3 separate regions of the Homo sapiens genome follow, and regions 1 and 3 are each linked to region 2. The links are chromatin contacts, found by Hi-C or POLR2A ChIA-PET in ENCODE. All regions are on one chromosome and are shown on one strand. Each heading gives the region's core, a stretch centred on a gene start or an enhancer-like site at or near the end of the contact. The rest is flanking DNA. Distances are from core to core; before and after follow the strand shown. Region 1 has its middle 66 kb from the start of CXCR4. Region 2 holds the start of MCM6 (minichromosome maintenance complex component 6). Region 3 overlaps DARS1-AS1 (DARS1 antisense RNA 1).

Region 1 (2,824 bases), core at 51-2,550, 180 kb before region 2:
TTTAAAACCATTTTCAGGGGGCTGGGCACAGTGGCTCATGCCTATAATCCCAGCACTTTGGGAAGCCAAGGTGGGTGGATCACCTGAAGTCAGGAGTTTGAGACCAGCCTGGCAACATGGCCAAACTCTGTCTCTACTAACTGTACAAAAATTAGCCAGGCATGATGGTATGTGCCTGTAATCCCAGCTACTCAGGAGGCCAAGGCAGGAGAATTGCTTGAACCCGGGAGGCAGAGTTTGCAATGAGCTGAGATCTCGACACTGTACTCCAGCCTGGGCGACAGAGTGAGACTCCGTTTCAAAAAATAAAAATAAAAAATAAAACTATTTTCAACAAAGAAAGGCTTGGCCTCAGTAGTAACTAAAAATGGCTGCTCTATTATAGGCAGTCGCAGGCATCACTATTTTAAAAGAGAAACCAAGCACCAAAGGAATATAGCAAGAGGTTGTTCAAGAAGTACATTGCCTAAAGAAAACATTGTGATGAAAAAGCAATTACTCAAAATCTTTTTGAAGTTACAAGTTACAAGGGATTTGTTCCTTTGAAATCATTTTAAGAGTTTAAAAAACTTCTTAGAAAAAAAATAATGAATAGCTTTAGCCTTATTCAGTAGACTCTTAATAGAATCATTGCATGTTACAGCTGTAATGAATCATCCTAAAGATAATTTTAGGATAGTTGCCTCCCTTCACAGATTAGGAGCTCAAGCCCAGAGAGGTGATAAAAGTAGCACAGAATCAGTCTTTTATCACCTCTTCCACTGCCGCTCACCTCTCTGGACCTGAGGTCTCACATTGACTCTAAACTCAAAAGCTAGTGCATTTTTTCTCTGAGTTTAAATTTAAATAAATGTGTCAATTGATGTACATGCACCCAAAAGAAGATAATTTACACCTCTGTAAAGGAGGTGTGAGAGATTAGCAAGGTGTGAGATTAGCGAGAAAAACATAAAAGAGCAGGAAGGTCGAGAACTTTTTAACATAATTTTGTTTTATCAATGTCTTAGACTACTTCATCCATTGTGAAAATTTTTTATCTAAAAACTATTAAGTCAAAAACATATTTTTTGGTGAGGACTATAAAGCTTTGACTGCTCAAACATATGAACTCACCAAAAGGCACACCCTGAGTATTCGAGTCAGGTGGATTATAGGAAGAGCGCCAGAGCCATGAATTGTATTAGTCAACCTGATATCTATGGTCATAACGTATGTTTACGGAAAGCCCCTTTATTCACAGCTACTGAAATAGAGTAAAGCCTTCACAGATGATGGAGTACAAATTCTGTTCTCTGTTCTGGCCTTCTTGATGCTTTGAGCACTCAGCCTCCCAGAGGAAACCAGCCAGTACCAACGTGGACAGCTCAAAAACGGTTTCCAACAGGTGTTTCCACGGTTGCTTTTCACTTTTTGGAACTTTGTAAAGGGCTATCAGAACCAGGATTAGACACACAATGCAGAGGCAAAGCCAATTTTTTTTCTCCATTGTCCCGATATGACTTTTTTCCCTGGATCTTTCATCCTGTGTATGGGAAGGCACTCATCTGGACTATGTGAAAATTATTTGGGGAGGGGTGTTGCCAAGGCAGAAGTTCTTTCACAGGGTGGAGAGAGTAAGTTGCTAAAATTCTTATCTCATTCTCCCTCTCACGGAGCCTCCTAAGTCTTCTGGGAATAGAGAAGGAAAGTGGAGATCACCCCGTCAAGCCAAGCCCAGCTCCCTCTGTGTATTCCACTCATGATTAACTTCTAAGTACCTAAATGGGAGTTATTTTGAAGTCTTCATTCCTTACTTTTTTTTTCTCCTATTCTCAACTTCTTTGTTATTTCACTGCTCATTACCACCTCTACTAGAGAACACAGGAAAGGAAATGAAACTCACCTATAATGATATAATACCAGGAAAAAAAATTGGTTCAGTACATACTGTGAGAGTCTTAGAACAAAGTGACTTTAGAGAGTATCACTTTGTAGTGGTTACAATCACTTAAGATGTGACTTTGGCTGCAAGAAAGAGAAAACCTGACTCTGTTTAAGAGCTAGAGACATGGAATCACTTCATGTAATAAGAAGGGCATGGGTAAGCAATTCTGAGATTGGTGCAATGGCCCAGCAATGGTGCTCAAGGGCCCAGGCTCTTGCTGTCTCAAGGCTCCCCATCCTCAGAGAGTTGACTTTTCATCCTCACATGTGTTTACACAAGATAAAGTGGTCATCCCAGTTCCAAGCATCTTTCCCCCACAGTTGCTTTCAAGGCAGGAAGGTGAAGGCAGGGAACAGGCTGTTTTCCCATGTCTCTATCACTTTATTTAGGAAAATAACTCTTCCCAGAAACCCTCCAGCAAACAGCCCCTTAGGTCACATGAGCCACCTAATTGCAAGACAGGCTGAGAGAAGTCATATGTCATTTACCAGCCTCTATTCTATACTGAGAAGTAGACAGGAAAAGGGTGTTTGAAATGACTATAGAGTTAATCAACAGTACCTGCCACAGTGGAAAACTGTCTTATTTGACAACAAAGAAAATCGAGGCCAAGAGAATTTTTAAAACTCACATTTCACATGTGTTGGGCACCCACTGTTTGCTGGACCCAAAAGTTAGTTGGTGACAAAACCAAAGCTAAAAGCAGGGGGGGCCTGACCCCATCTCTATGCATGTGTGTTAGGCCACACTGCGGTCTGTCTAGGAGTAGAAGAGAGAAGGATGCACACTGATATTTGCATCAGACAGATGAAATGACTTTAAAAAGGAGAAGGAAGATGGTTTGATTCTTCTTGAGTAACAGAGACATAAACACTTTTCTATTAGATATAGCATTGATTA
Region 2 (2,948 bases), core at 447-2,946:
AAAGAAAGAAAAAAAAGAAAAAGAAAAAATTTTTCAATAAGTTGGATTTGGTGGTGGCAGGAAATCCCAGCTACTCGGGAGGCGGATGCAGGCAGATTGCTGGAGACCAGGTGTTCAAGGTCAGCCTGCACAACATAGTAAGACCTCGTCTCAAAAAAAGAAAAGAAAGAAAAAATATTTTTAATATGCAACAAGCCTCAAAAAATGGAAGTGGTCCCCGTTTCTCTTAATGTCTTGGAGGCCAAAAAAAGGTACTGGTTGGTGAAATACACATATAGATATCATCAGTACCCAGATGTTAATTAACGCCAAGGGAGTGTAAAGGGTCGCCCAAGAGAGCGACTTTACGGGAAAAGAAGGCTCTGGAACCAGAACATTTAAAAGACTCACTGAAGGAGAGGCGCCTACAAAGGATGCTAATCAGGAATGGCCAAAGAGATGGCAGAAAAACCAAGTGAAATGGTTAGGGAAAGATGGGGGAAAAAAACATAAGGATAACTCAAGCCAATAGTGCATTTTAAGAAGGGTATTAAGGCCGGGCGCTGTGGCTCACGGCCGTAATCCCAGCGCTTTGGGAGGTCGAGGCAGACGGATCACCTGAGGTCAGGAGTTTGAGAGCAGCCTGGCCAACATGGCGAAAACCCTGTCTCTACTAAAAATACAAAAATTGGCTGGGCATGGTAGCGGGCGCCTACAATCCCAGCTATTCAGGAGGCTGAGGCAGGAGAATCCCCTGGACCCGGGAGCTGGAGGTTGCAGTGACCCGAGATCGCGCCACTGCTCTCGAGCCTGAGCGACTGGGTGAGACTTCATCTGAAAAAAAAAAGAAAAGAAAAAGAAAAAAAGATTAATCAAAGTGTCAAATATTTCTTTCTTTTTCTTTTTCTTTCTTTTTTTTTTTTTTTTTTTTGAGACGGAGTCACACTGTGTTGCCCAGGCTGGAGTGCAGTGACACGATCTCGGCCCACTGCAACCTCCTCCTCCCAGGTTCAAGCGATTCTCCTGCCTCGGCCACCCGAGTAGCTGGGATTACAGGCGTGCACCACCACGCCCGACTAATTTTTGTATTTTTAGGGGAGATGGGGTTTCTGCATGTTGGCCAGGGTGGTCTCGAACTCCTGACCTCAGGTGATCCACACGCCTCGGCCTCCCAAAGTGCTAGGATTACAGGTTGTGAGCCACCGCGCCCGGCCAATGTCAAATATTTCGCTGATTTTCCTCGGTCAGCACCACCACAATAATTGTGCCACCTTACCCATGCAAGGTTTAGACATCTCTTTGACTCTTTTACAGGGTTTTATACTGTGGTTTCCATTATTTCCTCTAACTAGACAGCAGAAGCGGCTTACTCATTTTTCTCTTCCATAGAGTCTTACTCCGATCGTTCAATTAATATCAGTGGAATGATTTAAAGAACATTTGAAAAACCACTCGGACAAAACCCTCAGATTCGAACTTGTTCCAGCAGCCAAAAATACCCGCGGGCCACGGCTACACTGCGCAGGCGCAAAGGCAGATGGGCTTTCTCCAGAAGGGCTTTGCATTTGGCGCGAAATCCCTTTCCGTGGGCTGGGGCTCTTGGAGAGGCGCCGTTCATTGGTCAGGTTTGGCGCGAAATCTCCAGCTCCTGTGTCACGATTGGTTCCGGCCGTGCAGGTCGGAAGAGGGGGCGGGGCGGAAGCGGCGGCGGCGCGCGCAAAGCTGCAGCGTCTGGAAAAAAGCGACTTGTGGCGGTCGAGCGTGGCGCAGGCGAATCCTCGGCACTAAGCAAATATGGACCTCGCGGCGGCAGCGGAGCCGGGCGCCGGCAGCCAGCACCTGGAGGTCCGCGACGAGGTGGCCGAGAAGTGCCAGAAACTGTTCCTGGACTTCTTGGAGGAGTAAGTCGGCGAGCGCCCCGGGCCTCGCCCGCCTCCGGAGCCTGCGGCGTCTGGGCCAGGCGGTGCCGTGTGGGCGGCGGGTGTTCCGGAACCTGGGGGTCGCGCGTCCGGGAAGCGCCTCCCCGCCCGCCCCCCAACTTTAGGCTCCGAGCCCGGCGGCCGCGAGGAGCCTGGGACAGGCTGGGTTTTTCTGGAGTAAAACCCATCTCGAGCCCTAAGACGCTCGTGCCCAGTGCTCAGCGCTTTGCTTCTGTCACTTGATGCTCACCACCCCGCGAGCCTGGTATTTGCACAGCCCTCGGTGACCGGCGCGGAAACCTGGGCTCGCTGAGTATAGTAACTGGGCCGCTGGGTGCGGCCAGGTCGAGTGGGAGGCCGAAGTGCCATTGAATCTCGTCGGTGCCCTGCTGGGCCACGCAGCCGGGAGCATGGTGCTGGGGGTTCGCAGGGCACGGGCCACCCTCGCCTCTTGTGCTGATGAAAGTTTCTGCGTCAACTGTGGTTTGAAAGCTGCTGGGGGGCGGAGCCCTGCCCTGCAGAGAGTAGCTCACCATATCCCTTCTTCTGGGTCCCTTGCTCCCCTTTCCCTCTGGCCTTCCTTTCCTTTCTCTACTCTTCTTTTTTTCTGTGCCTCTGGGCTCCTAGCTTCATAACCCCAACCTCCTCCCTGGCTTGCCTCACCCACCGGTTATTTTTCCTGGAGCAGATACACCACGGCCTCCAGGATGAAGGGTCAGCAGTTTGGAATGGCTTTTGAAGTTCTTTTTTAGTAAAATATACATAACAAAGTTGACCATTTTAGCCATTTTTAAGTGTAGAGTCCAGTGGCACTAAGTGCATTCACCTCGTTGTGCAGCCGTCACCACTCTCCCATCTCCAAACTTTTTTTTTTTTGAGGCGTAATTTAGCCCTTGTTGCCCAGGCCGGAGTGCAGTGTCACCATCTCAGCTCACCGCAACCTCCGTCTCCCGGGTTCAAGCTATTCTCCTGCCTCAGCCTCCCTACTAGCTGGAATTACAGGCATGCGCCACCACGCCCGGCTAATTTGGTATTTTAGTAGAGATGGGG
Region 3 (2,803 bases), core at 71-2,570, 130 kb before region 2:
CAGGGGTTCAAGACCAACCTGAACAACATGATGAAACCCCATATCTACTAAAATACAAAAATTAGCCTGGTGTGGTGGCGCAAGCCTGTAATCCCAGCTACTCGGGAGGCTGAGGCAGGAGAAGCACTTGAACCCAGGAGGCGGAGGTTGAAGTGAGCCGAAATCACACCACTGTGCTCCAGCCTGGGCAACAGAGCAAGACTCCATCTCAAAAAAAAAAGAGAGAGAGAGAGAGAATTAGGAACTGTGGGTGACATCCATAAATTTGTGTTTTTGTGCCCTCCAGATGACTTTGATGCCTCCTAAAGTTTGGGAACCACTGTAATAGAGAAATCTATGTTGAACTGAAAAATGGCAAGGCTGGCACTGTCTTAGAGAAACTGATTTCAAGTTATATTAAACTCAAAACATAAAGCAGGTTATGCTTCATAAAACAACACTTTGAATCATAGTTTTTTCTTTTAAAGAGACAGGATCTCACTCTGTCACTCACGCTGGAGCGCAGTGGTGCAATCATAGCTCACTGCAGCCCCAAATTCCTAGGCTCAAGCTATCCACCCACCTTGGTCTCCCGAGTAGCTGAGTAGCTGGGACTATAGGCACGTGCCACCATGCCCAGCTTATTTTTAAAAAAATTTTTTTAGACACAGGGTCTTGCTTTGTTTCCCAGGCTGGTCTCGAACTCCTGGCTTCAAGTGCTGGGATTATAGGCATGCTGGCCATTCACTGCCCCCACCCATAGTTTTCCTTGGTATTATCCTTTTAGCACCTGAAAACAAAAACAAATTTCAGTATGTATAAGACACTCCACTAATACCAAACCGTGAAGATGGCCATGTCGGCCTTCCCTATACAAAGATACTTGGCCTAGAGGGGGGAACCAACCACATGTCATCAGCTCCTGCCTTCATTGCTGTATGCTTCGTGGTGGCCCTTAATACTTGGGCAAGAGACCTGTTACTCAACCTCAATTTCCACTCATTGTAAAATCAAAGGCAGCAGGAACCTCAAACCACAGGCCCAACTTTCTAGCCAGGTTTGCAGAGCTTCTTCAGAAGCCAGGGTCAGAATTAGGTGTGCTTCTTCTCCAAGCTGTGGGCTTGTGAATGTAGAATGGGAACACCCTCATCCCGCCTTCCACAGTGGCTTCTTCCTCAAGTGCCCAATGCTGGATCTGACTCAGCTATGGAGGGTGAGGAGCAGAGGGACAGTGGCCGTTGGTGGTGGCAAGGGGGAAGTGACAAAGGGAAACGCAAGGGTTGGTGGCAACAGCAGAAGTGATGACTGGCAGCACATGATGTGGTGAAGGGGTGATGCCGTGACTGTCACACCCCACTGTGACAGGAGGCTTGTTTGCCACACCTTTATCCGGATCCATTCAAGGGACAGGCAGATTAGGGTTGCTGGTTTAAAAGTGATTAAAAGGCCGGGCGCAGTGGCTCACACCTGTAATCCCAGCACTTTGGGAGGCCGAGGCAGGCAGATTGCTTGAGCTCAGGAGTTCGAGACCAGCCTGCCTCTAAAAAAAATGTTTTTAATTAGTTGGGCATAATGGAGCATGTCTGTGGTCCCAGCTACTCAGGAGGCCAAGGCAGAGAGGATTGCTTGAACCCAGGATACAGAGATTGCAGTGAGCCAAGATCGTGCCACTGTACTCCAGCCTGGGTGATAGAGCAAGACCCTGTCTCAGAAAAAAAAAAAAAAAAAAAAAAAAAAAGTGATTAAAGGCCTAACAGAAAGTAAGGTTGGTGATGCAGTGCTGTGAACAAATCTCTCCAAGTTTGGCTGCTGTGCTACCTGTGTCAAAATCACCAGAGGTAATTGTTAAGGCTGCAGCCTCCTGAACCCCCACCCCAAAACTCCTGAATGAGCATTTCCTTTTTATTATTGTTTTATATTTTACTTTAAGTTCTGGGATACATGTACTGAACATGCAAGTTTGTTACATAGGTATACATGTCCATGGTGGTTTGCTGCACCTATCAACCCATCATCTAGGTTTTAAGCCCCACATGCATTAGGTATTTGTCCTAATCCTCTCCCTCCCCTTACCTCCCACCCCCGACAGGCCCTGGTGTGTGACGTTCCCCTCCCTGTGTCCATGTGTTCTCATTGTTCAACTCCCACTTTTGAGTGAGAACATGCAGTGTTTGGTTTTCTGTTCCTGTGTTAGTTTGCTGAGAATGATGGTTTCCAGCTTCATCCATGTCCCCGCAAAGGACAGGAACTCCTAAATGAGCATTTCTGAGGGGGGACAATCTGTAAATTTGCACACTAAACAAGCTCTTCATGGGATTCTGATACAGGTGGTTCTTAAGATCTCGCTTTCAGAAAACCACCCGAACATAATTTTGTTGCTTGGAAATTTGAAGTTGCTTGTCCTTCAACGTTGACTCTATGCAAAGAACTGCAGAAGACACATAGTCTTAAGATATAGTCCCTTAAAAAGAAATTAACCATAAGTATTATTAGGAGGAGGAGCAGTAGTCGTGATAAACAAACAAATAAACACTAAACTGCAACAAGGTAGAATGAGGGAGGAAAAATAGCAATGAAAGTTTATGGGCATTAAAATGAGAAAAGTTAAAACTCGGGGTTTAGGAAAGGGATTGGGAAGGAGGTGACAGTTCAGACTTCTTCAGTAACTTTTTTCCTTAAAACAATACGTGTGTAACAGTGGTTTATGTTCCTTGCAGACATCTGAGATCATTCTTGGACGAATGAAGAGAGGATTTCAACAGGTGGAGCAGGAAGGGGAAAGCACAGGATTCCAGGAGGAGGGAAAAACATAGGCATTGATGTG

What was found. A loop is a pair of places that touch in the nucleus more often than their neighbours do. ChIA-PET counts read pairs that join two places held with the same protein, here RNA polymerase II (POLR2A). Pooled maps may share reads with other maps.
Region 1: a loop to region 2 is called in a pooled map, with 4 times the contacts of the local background. The contact joins the enhancer-like site here to the promoter of MCM6 in region 2. A Hi-C loop is called at or near these places in 1 of 37 single-sample maps with no recorded cell type and 12 of 50 pooled maps. POLR2A ChIA-PET finds 5 or more read pairs at or near these places in 9 of 52 experiments (OCI-LY7, WTC11, activated CD4-positive, alpha-beta T cell and 4 more).
Region 3: a loop to region 2 is called in a pooled map, with 3 times the contacts of the local background. The contact joins the enhancer-like site here to the promoter of MCM6 in region 2. A Hi-C loop is called at or near these places in 5 of 50 pooled maps. POLR2A ChIA-PET finds 5 or more read pairs at or near these places in 4 of 52 experiments (OCI-LY7, RWPE1, WTC11 and 1 more).

What each region holds. Positions count from the first base shown.
Region 1 is chr2:136,051,012-136,053,835 of GRCh38, reverse strand. No RefSeq gene overlaps it. Among named protein-coding and RNA genes, the nearest start is that of CXCR4, 66 kb to the left of the region's middle. RefSeq lists enhancers at 2,592-2,711, 2,732-2,781. Within about 2 kb of position 1,300, at least 4 of the 41 ENCODE cell types and tissues checked have a DNase peak (open chromatin) inside an H3K27ac peak, as active enhancers do.
Region 2 is chr2:135,875,191-135,878,138 of GRCh38, reverse strand. MCM6 (minichromosome maintenance complex component 6) reads left to right here and starts at 1,696. Exons shown (of 17, transcript NM_005915.6): 1 at 1,696-1,880. The coding sequence starts at 1,774. RefSeq lists enhancers at 1,422-1,481, 2,172-2,301, 2,071-2,606 and a silencer at 1,942-2,101.
Region 3 is chr2:136,006,833-136,009,635 of GRCh38, reverse strand. It overlaps DARS1-AS1 (DARS1 antisense RNA 1), which reads right to left. Exons shown (of 4, transcript NR_110199.1): 4 at 2,094-2,440. Among named protein-coding and RNA genes, the nearest start is that of DARS1, 23 kb to the right of the region's middle. Within about 2 kb of position 1,320, at least 10 of the 41 ENCODE cell types and tissues checked have a DNase peak (open chromatin) inside an H3K27ac peak, as active enhancers do.